2 separate regions of the Homo sapiens genome follow, and region 2 is linked to region 1. Evidence: chromatin loops called from intact Hi-C (ENCODE). Cell type or tissue: heart left ventricle. All regions are shown on one strand. Links, peaks and the distances in the headings refer to the core of each region. The heading gives the core; the rest is flanking DNA. Region 1 overlaps FPGT-TNNI3K (FPGT-TNNI3K readthrough). Region 2 overlaps FPGT-TNNI3K (FPGT-TNNI3K readthrough).

The links. Hi-C counts contacts between places; a loop is a spot of excess contacts. Peaks named below come from ENCODE experiments on the same cell type or tissue, not always from the same donor. Only the 100,000 strongest peaks of a DNase experiment are listed, where the experiment ranks them.
Region 2: a loop joins it to region 1, with 2.0 times the contacts of the local background. A loop is called at or near these places in 1 of 110 quality-filtered maps.

Annotation. Positions count from the first base shown.
Region 1 is chr1:74,245,637-74,251,022 of GRCh38, reverse strand. FPGT-TNNI3K (FPGT-TNNI3K readthrough) reads right to left here. Exons shown (of 27, transcript NM_001112808.3): 5 at 1,479-1,564; 6 at 254-351. TNNI3K (TNNI3 interacting kinase) reads right to left here. Exons shown (of 25, transcript NM_015978.3): 3 at 1,479-1,564; 4 at 254-351. Among named protein-coding and RNA genes, the nearest start is that of TNNI3K, 13 kb to the right of the region's middle. RefSeq lists an enhancer at 5,158-5,386. In heart left ventricle, for the core only: no CTCF peak of the experiment used is centred there; a DNase peak (open chromatin) is centred at 2,772; H3K27ac peaks cover 996 bases.
Region 2 is chr1:74,312,588-74,317,973 of GRCh38, reverse strand. The region is part of intron 7 of FPGT-TNNI3K (FPGT-TNNI3K readthrough); the gene reads right to left. All of the region lies in intron 5 of TNNI3K (TNNI3 interacting kinase), which reads right to left. Among named protein-coding and RNA genes, the nearest start is that of TNNI3K, 80 kb to the right of the region's middle. In heart left ventricle, for the core only: no CTCF peak of the experiment used is centred there; no DNase peak of the experiment used is centred there.

The sequences.
Region 1 (5,386 bases), core at 189-5,188:
ATAATAATCATATTCACTCATGGGGTTCTTGTGAGAATTAAATGAGTTAAATACAGAAAGCATTAAAAAGAGTATGTGTCTAGTATGCAGCAGGTATCTGCTCAATAAAGAGAAAGAAGTCCTTTAGTAATGTAACGCCTCTGGTCACTGAAAATTTTCCATGATTACTAATTTGAAAAAAAAAAAAAAAAGCCTAAAGATACACACTATCCTTAGTTCCAATGCAGTGTTTATGGGAATTAAAGTGTCCTACCTTGTAAACTGCTAAATGCAAGGCTGTAAATCCATTTCTTGTCAGTCGAGATGGGCGGAGCCCTTTCAACATAAGAGTTCGAATATGTGATTTCTTGCCTTAAAGAGAAAAATGAAAAAAGGCTAAATCATTGTGGGGATGGGGTGAGTTTGAGACTCTTTTTGACCTAATGATAAATGCCATACAGCTGTATAAAAATGTCAAGCTGCGTTCTGCAGGCCATTTGTAAAGTTTTCTATTAATTGACAACCTTACTTACTAGGGGATATTTCTTTTCCATTTATAAAACTTTATTCAAATGCTGTGTATTTTGACTCTGTCTTAGATTTTTTATTTAGTACCCTCATCATCAGATGGTTTTGAAACATAAACACATAAGAGAATTCACCATAATAAACTATTAGTGAAAAAGCTTAAATTAAAAAATCTAATTGTAGAGGATTTATCTGAACATTATTAACAGTAGAGCTTATTTAGATCAAAGAAATATGAAGGATATAACCAAGGTTGGGAAGGCACGTTTGAAGTTGAGAGAACAATCTGTTAAGCAGAGTCTGTTTGGTTTGTTTGGGAGAAATGGTTAAGGAATATGGTTAGAGTTGACACTTACACATTTCTGTTCCATTTTAAGAAGTTAAGCTCAATGAATTTAGTTTGGATTAACAAAATAAATATTAATGGTTCATTCATTAATTCAATAACTTTACTGAGTGGCTATTACAGGCCAGGCACCATTCAAATTACTTGAGATACATTGATAAACAAAACAAACTAAAGTGTAGGCCAAATTAAACTCTTAATCTTCACTTCGATCAATCTTCACTTTTAGATCTTATCTTTGGCATTTATCACTTTTCCACATACTCTTGTTGAATATTGTGAAGCAACTGCTTGATGATATTTTGGGGAATCTTTAAGTGCTTCTGAATTTAAGTTAATCCCTGACTGGCATGCCCAATATTGAAAAGTGCTTTTTGATTTCCAAGCAAACTGAGGGACTTGGTTTCCGGTAGCAACACAATGAAGCTTATATTTAAAGCTAAATCAATTGGAATATTCTGCCTGATAGTTACTGCCTAAACTGAGATTATCAAGGTTGGAAAAGGCAAAGCAGAAGGGAAAATTGAGTATGAATAGAATTCTTTTGCAGACTATTAAGCAGCTCAAGTCACTGACGATATACACATATAACCAGTTTAAGAAGTACTAAGTTTCAAGTACTCACCTCCACAAATGCAACATAAATGAAGTAGAGACAGCCCATTTTCAGTGCGGTAATTTAAATTGACTTTACTGAAGGCTTCATCAGAGCTGAAAAAAACATGTTACAGATGATCACAAAATTCATCTTTTAGCATATTGTCTTTCATTTGAAAATTATAAATGCAAATCCTGTTACTATCAATTCAGAAATGTATTTTTTCTAAGATTATTTTGCACTTACAGAAAGAATCTTGAACCCTCTATATGAAGAATTAAAATTGAGAGGAAATTCTGTAGTTTTACATTGTAATGATGTCACCAGAAATAACACTATGATTCCAATAGTTGCTCCAGAATCACTGACAGCTACTAGATGTCACAATAGCGAATTTAGTGGCACTTTTTAAAGACAAGTAAAACCAAGGTCAGACATCATCTAGGAACCTGAGAGTCACTGTTAGTAGGGAATACTTACATAATACATATATAAAATTGATTATTATGTAAATCAGGAAATCAGAAATCAGAAAATTGTTGTCAAATATAAAAGGCCAAGAAAAGTCAAATATGGCATGAAATTATAGGGGCCAAGAAAGACCTTCCCCTTTGCCTCTCTGAAGGTTTGCTGAAATCAACTGACAAAAGGGACATTAATAGAAGAAAAGGCATAAAATATATTTGATCATAGTTTTAAAAGGCACAAGAGATACAAGACATAAGAGCCTTCAGAATGAAGACTCAAAGATACAGGAATAACTCTGTAAGTTCTAGTTTCTATGACCTGCCTTGAGGGGAGAGGGATTCTAGTCTCTATGGCTACCCTCTGGGGAAAATGAGGGGCCAGAGACAAGAGGACAGGAGAAGGTCAGAGAGAAAGTTTGGCTTCTAAGGCTGCTTGTAAGGCCTTCATTTTGAGGTGTAATTTTCTAAGCCTCAACAAAAATGATGCTAAAATTATCCCAAGAGTTATACTTCAAAAAGAAAGTTGTATATTCACAGTGAAGTTGGCAATGGTAACAACAGTGCAATAATCATTTTTTGATTGCATATCACATGCCAGATACTGTAGTAAGCGCTTAATCTTACTTATTCCTCACCACAGTGAGAGGTGACAACGTGCTAGCAGCCCTCGCTCGCTCTCGGCACCTCCTCAGGCCACGGTGCCAACTCTGGCTGCACTTGAGGAGCCCTTCAGCCTGACACTGCACTGTGGGAGCCCCTCTCTGGACTGGCCGAGGCCAGAGCCGGCTCCCTCTGCTTGTGGGGAGGTGTGGAGGGAGTGGAGTGGGCAGGAACTGGGGCTGTGCACAGTGCTCGCAGGCCAGCGTGAGTTCTGGGTGGGCGTGGGCTTAGTGGGTCCTACACTCTGCGCCGCAGGCTGGTGCCACCAGCCCTGGGCAGTGAGAGGCTTAGCACCTGGGCCAGAAGCTGCAGAGGGTGCACCGGGTCCCCCAGCACTGCCAGCCCACCTGCGCTGCACTTGAATTCTTGCCAGGCCTCAGCTGCCTCCCCATGGGGCAGGGCTCAGGACCTGCAGCCCGCCATGCCCAAGGCCCCTCCACCCCCCTACCCCCGTGGGCTCCCAGGCAACCTGAGCCACCCCGACGGGCACCACCCCCTGCTCCACGGTGCCCAGTCCCATCCACCACCCAAGGGCTGAGGAGTGCAGGCACGCAGCGTGGGACTGGCAGGCGGCTCCGCCTGCGGCCCCTGCGTGGGATCTACTAGGCAAAGTCAGCTGGGCTCCTGAGTTGGGTGGGGACTTGGAGAACTTTTATGTCTAGCTGGAGGATTGTAAATGCACCAATCAGCACTCTGTGTCTGTCTTGGGGTTTGTGGATGCACCAATCAGCACTCTGTATCTAGCTAATCTGGTGGGGACTTGGAGAACTTTTATGTCTAGCTAGAGGATTGTAAATGCACCAATCAGCACTCTGTGTCTAGCTCAGGGATTGTAAATGCACCAATCAGTACCCTGTCAAAACGGACCAATCAGCTCTCTGTAAAACGGACCAATCAGCAGGATGTGGGTGGGGCCAAATAAGGGAATAAAAGCAGGCTGCCCCAGCCACCATCGGCAACTTGCTTGTGTCCCCTTTCATACCGTGGGAGCTTTGTTCTTTCGCTTTTTGCAATAAATCTTGCTGCTTCTCACTCTTTGGGTCCGCACTGCCTTTATAAGCTGTAACACTCACCATGAAGGCCTGCAGCTTCACTCCTGAAGCCAGCAAGATCACAAACCCACTGGGAGGAATGAACAACTCCGGACGGGAGGAACAAACAACTCCAGATGCGCCGCGGTAAGAGCTGTAACACTCACTGCGAAGGTCGGCGGCTTCACTCCTGAAGCCAGCAGACCACAAACCCACCAGAAGGAAGAAACTCGGAACACGTCCAAACATCAGAAGGAACAAACCCCGGACACACCATCTTTAAGAACTGAACACTCACTGCGAGGGTCCGCGGCTTCATTCTTGAAGTCAGTGAGACCAAGAACCCACCAATTCCGGACACAACAGGACAAAGTCATGCATATTGTCACATATATTATTTTACTCATTTTATAATTGAAGAAATTGAAGCTTAAATAGGTTAAATAACTTGCCCAAGTTGGAAAAAAAGAACAAACTACTTAAAAGGCAGAGTCATGATAGGATTTGAATCCTGGTATAACTATAAGAATGAGGCTTTCAAGGATTACCACACTGATGAAATGATTTTTTCCACTTTGAAAACAGCAAAACATAACAGGTATTGCTATACAATATTGGACATACATATTGAAAAACTGCATTTTCTCAGGTGTTTATTGCTACAGAAGAGCTCCAAAGCTTTTTCTTCTTTCAGTATTTGCCATTAAGTTCATTATGATTAGCTCAGAAGAATGTGCATCCTTCCCTGTTTTGCTTAGGCTGCTGGTTACATAGTTTTTCTTAGGATCACAAGGCCTCTCTCTCCTCCCCCAGTCCAATACTTTGTTTTTTTTTCTTGTGGTTTTATAGTGTGTTTCATTTGCTGGACAATAGAAAGACCAGGGAAGAAAAGCCGAAGCAGCTCAGAGCTGAATCATTGTCCATCAACATTCTCAGTTTCCAGTCACAGTTTTCATTCCCTTTTTATTTATGGACACTGATTCCCTACAAACTTTAAGAGAAAAATCCAATCTACCTAGCTTGAAAGGCAGAGTTCAGCTCCGCTGAATACCTCTACTATTTGAAGTCATAACCACAAAGAAGACCTCTGTGACCTGTGATTGCATTTCCAAGTGTGTTCCAAGTACCTAGTTTACTTTCTTCCAAGACATCCATAATATATTTGGCTTTGAGGGTTTAAAAGCCAGGCTGGGCCAAAGACCACACATTTCTAAGAATCATGTTATTTTGTGAAGTTACTGCCATACCATAAATAGCTCTATCATTTATAAGTAGGCTCATTTTATTATAAGTAGACATTTAAAACAGTGGCATTTTCATCAGAAATGATTTTGATTGCAGTATTTTTTGAGCTGAGGGAAATTGCTGATAGAAGTGAGTTAAATTCTTAACTATCTTCATGAAATTCTGAACCCCCTTCTTATATTATTAACATTTATAAACACTGGAGTTTATTGTACTTCCACAAAAGGCTTTCCAAAGCAAGTTGAGGTGTGTTTCCCAGTATTAGTAAGCATGTCTATGTGTTTTGCTGCAGGGGAACACAGAAAGCAAGAAGGGTAGGAGGGTAAAAAAAGTTTGGGAATACTGCATTCCCATGGCTGTGAAAATAAACCACAAGGCTTGCCATTTCTAATTAAAGCATTTCACTGAGGTTCTTCAATGACCCTGGATTTAGAGCCTTTCTCTTTTTAGCAGTACCCTGGAGAATAGCACTTTTTCTTTTTCTATTTTAAAATTCCAATAGCTTTTGATGTTCTTAACTGGATGCCTTGAT
Region 2 (5,386 bases), core at 127-5,126, 67 kb before region 1:
GCTATAGTTCATAAAATAGATTAGCAAAGACAAGAAAACTGTGCAAAGAAAGAACAGCAGAGATATGCAGGGGGTTCCCCTGGATGACTCAGCAGCGCATTGATCAGCGGGTCCATCTGAAGAAACTACTACTGATTGGGAAATGGACCAACAGAGACAATTAGTGGCAACAGTGCCCAGGGCTGACACAGGTCCAGGGATAGACTCTATTCCCACTACCCAGACTGGAAAACCTCCTTTGAGAATAAAAGAGGGTTGACTTAATTACTCCAGAAAAACAGACATAAAGCAGGAGTGTCCTGAAGAATCAGGAATATGTGGTCACTCTACAAATAAGTCTCCTAGTCACCTGGTCCCTGGCCATTTTCTCTAGGCTTCCATTCCACCATATTCCCTAACTCAGTTCCTGACATACCCTCTTTTCATGTGTCCTCACTGCATTTCCTCCAGCCAGAAAGCTCTTATACCTGCTATTTCCTTACACCTAGATTTCCTCTCCCCAGAAATCTCCCTCTGTACCCCAGCTTCTTATTTCTAAAGTGGAAATAATAATTTTACCTACCTTGCAGGGCAGTTATAAAGATTGAGAGTTAATATTTGTAAGCCACTTAATCCATAGTAAGCATTATATGTAATTGTTACTACTACAGCTAATACTATAATTATTATTTCTTCCTCTCTTTACTTGACTAACACCTACTCAGATTCTCAGGTTGTAAGCCAAGTGATCAATTCCTCAGTGATTCTCTTCCAACCTCCATGACCATGGATATATACTTTCAGCAAATATTGTGTTGCCTATGTGGCAGGCAGATGCTGTGTTAGGAACTGAGAATAATGAAACGAAAAACAAAAACAAAGTTATGTGTGTTTGTTGAGCTTATATCTTAGCCAGAAGACAGGCAGTAAAGAAAAGGAAATAAAAGATAGACTGTGTTATATAATGATCAGTGCTGGAGAAAAATAAAAGAAGGAGGCTGGGCACAGTGGTTTACGCCTGTAATCCCAGCAGTTTGGGAGTCCGAGGTGGGCAGATCACGAGGTCAGGAGATCGAGACAATTCCGGCTATCATGGTGAAACCCTGTCTCTACTAAAAATACAAAAAAAAAAAAAAAATTAGCTGGGCGTGGTGGCAGGCGCCTGTAGTCCCAGCTACTCAGAAGGCTGAGGCAGGAGAATGGCGGGAACCCAGGAGGTGGAGCTTGCAGTGAGCCAAGATCGTGCCACTGCACTCCAGCCTGGGCGACAGAGAGAGACTCCGTCTCAAAAATAAATAAATAAATAAATAAAAATTAAAAAAAAAATAATAAAAGAGGGAAGCAATTAGACAGTATCAGAGCTAGGATGGTCTGGAAGGGCCTCCCTGAGAAAACTACATTTGAACCAGAACTGTATGAAGGTAAGGGAGTAAGACATTCAGTAACTGAGAAAGAAGAAAAGTCCGGGTAGAGAAAAGCAGGTCAAAGGTCCCAAGGCAGGAGCATGCCTGGCATGCTTACGAAACTTAAGGTTGAAGAGGAATGAATATAAAAAGAGTGGAGATGAAGGTTAGAAAGGAAATGAGTTCTTTTGTTCTGAATAATATGGGAAGTCTTTGGAACAGCAGAGTGGCATATCTCATAGACTTTAAAAATCTCATTCTGGCTACTATGTCAAAACAGGGTAATGGAGAAAAGGCAGAGGAAAGGAGATCAAGTTACCCTCTTTTAGGCATAGCATCATGGTGATCTTTCTCACAGCTTTTATCCTAGTGGCAGTTTTATGTTTCTTGTTGATTATTTGATTGCCAGTCTTTTTCACTAGACCATAAGCTTGGTGAGGCTAGGAATTATATGCGATTTTATTCACCATTAAATTACCAACATTGAACACAGATCTTGGAACCTATTAGTTGCTTGGTAAATATTTGTTTAATAATTGTGTAAAAGAATCAGTGAATGTATATAATTATATTTCAAATTTTGATTTCTTTAGCAGATTGTAAATTCCTAGATGGCATAAAGCTATATTTTATACTTCTTTCAATTTCTACAATTATCCTATATCCTTGTGCATAGTGGTCAATAAGTGTTGATTAACTTGATTTGCTGTTTCCCTAGTCTATTTTTATATCTCCTACAGTATAAATTTCCTTGAAGAAAAATATGTAGAACACAAAAGAAATCTTCTAGAAAGTCAAGATAAGCTTTAAAAAGTCTAAACAGATAGCATGAACTCTTAAGGTTTACATATTGCCAGAAACTATGAAACTAACACAAAGGAGAATCGATGATAGATTTTTTCCCCCTGTCTTTTGGGAAATAAGACTTGATAATAGAAGTTTATTTATAATCATAGCTGCAAAATTGCCTCTAGGAAAGCAATAATAATGGAGCAAGCTATCTTGTTTTCCTACAAATCCAGTTAAAAAAAAAAACCAAAAACTTGGTTTTATTTGTCAAAATCACACCAAGAGAACCAAACCTACAGCATTTACCAAACCAAGTCTCCATCCAGCTTACTAATTCTCTGACATTGTAATATACAAATGTAGGCATTAATTGGTTGACTGAAATACACAATAATAATACATTTTACTGCTTGGAGATACGTGATACATTTTAAATACACAATAAATATATTATTCATCCTCTAATGGTTCTTCACTGGGCTGAAAATACATAATGTGTTTAAATATCAGTCTTGGAAATAGTATTTAAACTAGACTAATAATGGAATCTTCACTGTTTCTGGTCACTTTTTCTCTTCTAAAGACACTTTTACTTGTAAAATTGCTGGTATAAGCTCTCTTTCATTATGTGACAAATTCACATTACTAAATCAAAATAAAACCTAATTTCTGTCCATGAATAACTTGTATGCAAATCACAGAGTATATGCAGCATTCACGTAACAAAGAGGTTATAATGGGTTGTATTTTCTTTCCGGTAATGTTCTTCATATGCTTGAATTTTGGTCACAATTAACAGAGGCTTCGTAGAGGCATTTCATGATTTTTTTCATAATAAAATAGGCAGGGAGTGAGGTAGAAACAAAAGTTTCAAATTGCTTTTCTTCCTTTGACCTATTTCCTAAGTATAAGATATAAATGACTCAAATCATTTTCCTAAGCTCTAGCAAAATGTAAACTATAGTTTAAGAGCCTGTGGTGTCTCTTCACTATTATCTAACTACAAACATGTTTCTACCCAAATTGTAATCAAATTAGAGGAAACAAAGACAATTACATATATATTTTTTCACTATCAGCATTTCATTTTATTATGACTTTGATCACTTCTCTATTAAGAACATTTTCAGGAATATTTATAAATGTGTTTATGACATCAAGTTGTGCAACCCAAGCAGTTGCAAAGGATGCTGTACTTAGGGTGACTTCCTGCATGACTTAATGTTCTGCTGTTGCTGTCTTGAAATTGTCCACACCCCCATTTTTAAACAAGAGACTCTACTTTCATTTTTTTCATTGAGATCTGAAAATTATGTAGCCTGTTCAGAGAAGTAAATTAGTCAAATTTTTAAGCAGATCAATAATATGCAAATGAGATAGATACAAACAAAGAAAGCGACTTTATTTGTTGTAAATATTTTGACAAAATGTTCTTTGTTAAAGAAAATTTGAGTTAAAAAAATTTCAGTGCTAATCAGAATCAACCAAGAAAACACCTTGAAAGTTTTGAAAAACAGCTATTTTCTTTTCTAGTTCTTCTGAAATATACCCTTAGCAATATTCTAAATGATCACCAAAGATGGATGAAAAAATATAGCAGGCCCTGAACTTAAAATAAAAGTTAAATATATATATATTTATATATATATGGGGAATACTGTGAATAAGTCTTTTAAATGGCCAACTTTAGAACTTGAAATCCATATATATACATATATATACATATATATATATATATATATATATATATATATATAATGAACTTTCTCCTGTCAGCTTCCCTGAGGTAATATTCTTAAAGGTTCCCTCTCTTGGGCTCTACAGAATATCGGTTAAGACTTCAGTCTTATCAGAGGTTAAAATTTAGACTCTGAAACAACAGCTGTATGATTTGGTACAATTTACCTAATCTCTGTTTTTCTCATCAATAACATTAAGTGAGGATTAAATTTGATGATATAATAATAAAGTAAGCAAAAGCCCTACCTAAAGTAAATTCTTCATAAATATTCACTCCTCAGCTCTAAGATTAAAGCATCAACACAGAGTACAGAGAATAGCTTTTCACCAGGCAGGCCCTGAGACAGCAGAGGATCCAAATCATGCTCAGCACTATGTCTGAAAGCAAGGCAAGTCTAGCTCTGTAGGGCAACTCTGAGTGCTAGATCTATGGAGGGAATGCAGTAGTTGGGAGTCCCAAGAGTACTACTATAGTCCAGCAGGCAGATGATTGTCCTCTGGACAATCTGCTAAACCTTAGTGAGGCTCTAAAAGCCAAGACTCCAGGTTTAGGAAAATGCCTGACCAAATGAAGACAGGAAAAGAGGAGCCTAAACAGAAAGCCAGACCTGGGAATTGGTGTCAGAAAATTATGAGTCTAGGGTGGCTTCAGACTGTGTCAACCTGTAATTATCTTCCAAGTGTCTAATGAATGCCTGCTCTGTGCCAAGCACAGGAGATAGACAGGCCTGGTCCCGGATTTAGGTTTACTGTATAGAGTGGATAAATAAAATATGTGATGTCAACGTGGTGAGAGAAGAACGGTAGAGATAAATCGCATGTTATGGAGCAAAGAGGAGGGACTGGATGAGGGGATGGGAAGTGAGTCCCCCAAAGAGATAATGCCTGTATTGAATTTTGCATCTTAGGAGAACATGTAGGAGCTATCCAGGAAAGAGGTAAAGGAAGTTCCAAAGATATAAACCAGAAGAATCCCAGGCTCTAGGATCCAAGACAGTGAGCCATTCTCAATTTCATTGAAAAAGACTGGATTAAAAAGTGACTGAGGCTGTTTGAATACTGTCTGCCTAGGTACAGATTGGTTCTAAAACAGAACTGAGCCTTTCCATGGGAGCTCAGGTGGCCGCATTGATGAAACAAGGAAGGCAAAGATTTAAAAATTGGGGCAAAGATAACAGGGGCAATAATAGAAGAGACAGTAGCAGTATTGTAGGAAATAAACAGCAACCCTCAACTCCCGTTTTAAGATTTCCCCTTTCTCCTATGCGGAATTTTTAATTGGTAGCTAGTGAAAAGAAGAGATGTCAGGATTTCTTCTTTTCCTAACCATCCCAGCAAGGTGATGATCAAGACAGAGGTGGCCAAAAGGATCATTGATAAGGCTTAACTTGGACAGTTTTGCCAATTAGAAAATAGTCCAGAATAATCAGAAGTCAGCCTCCTGTTTTAATCTCTCCTCATTAAATAATTTAAAT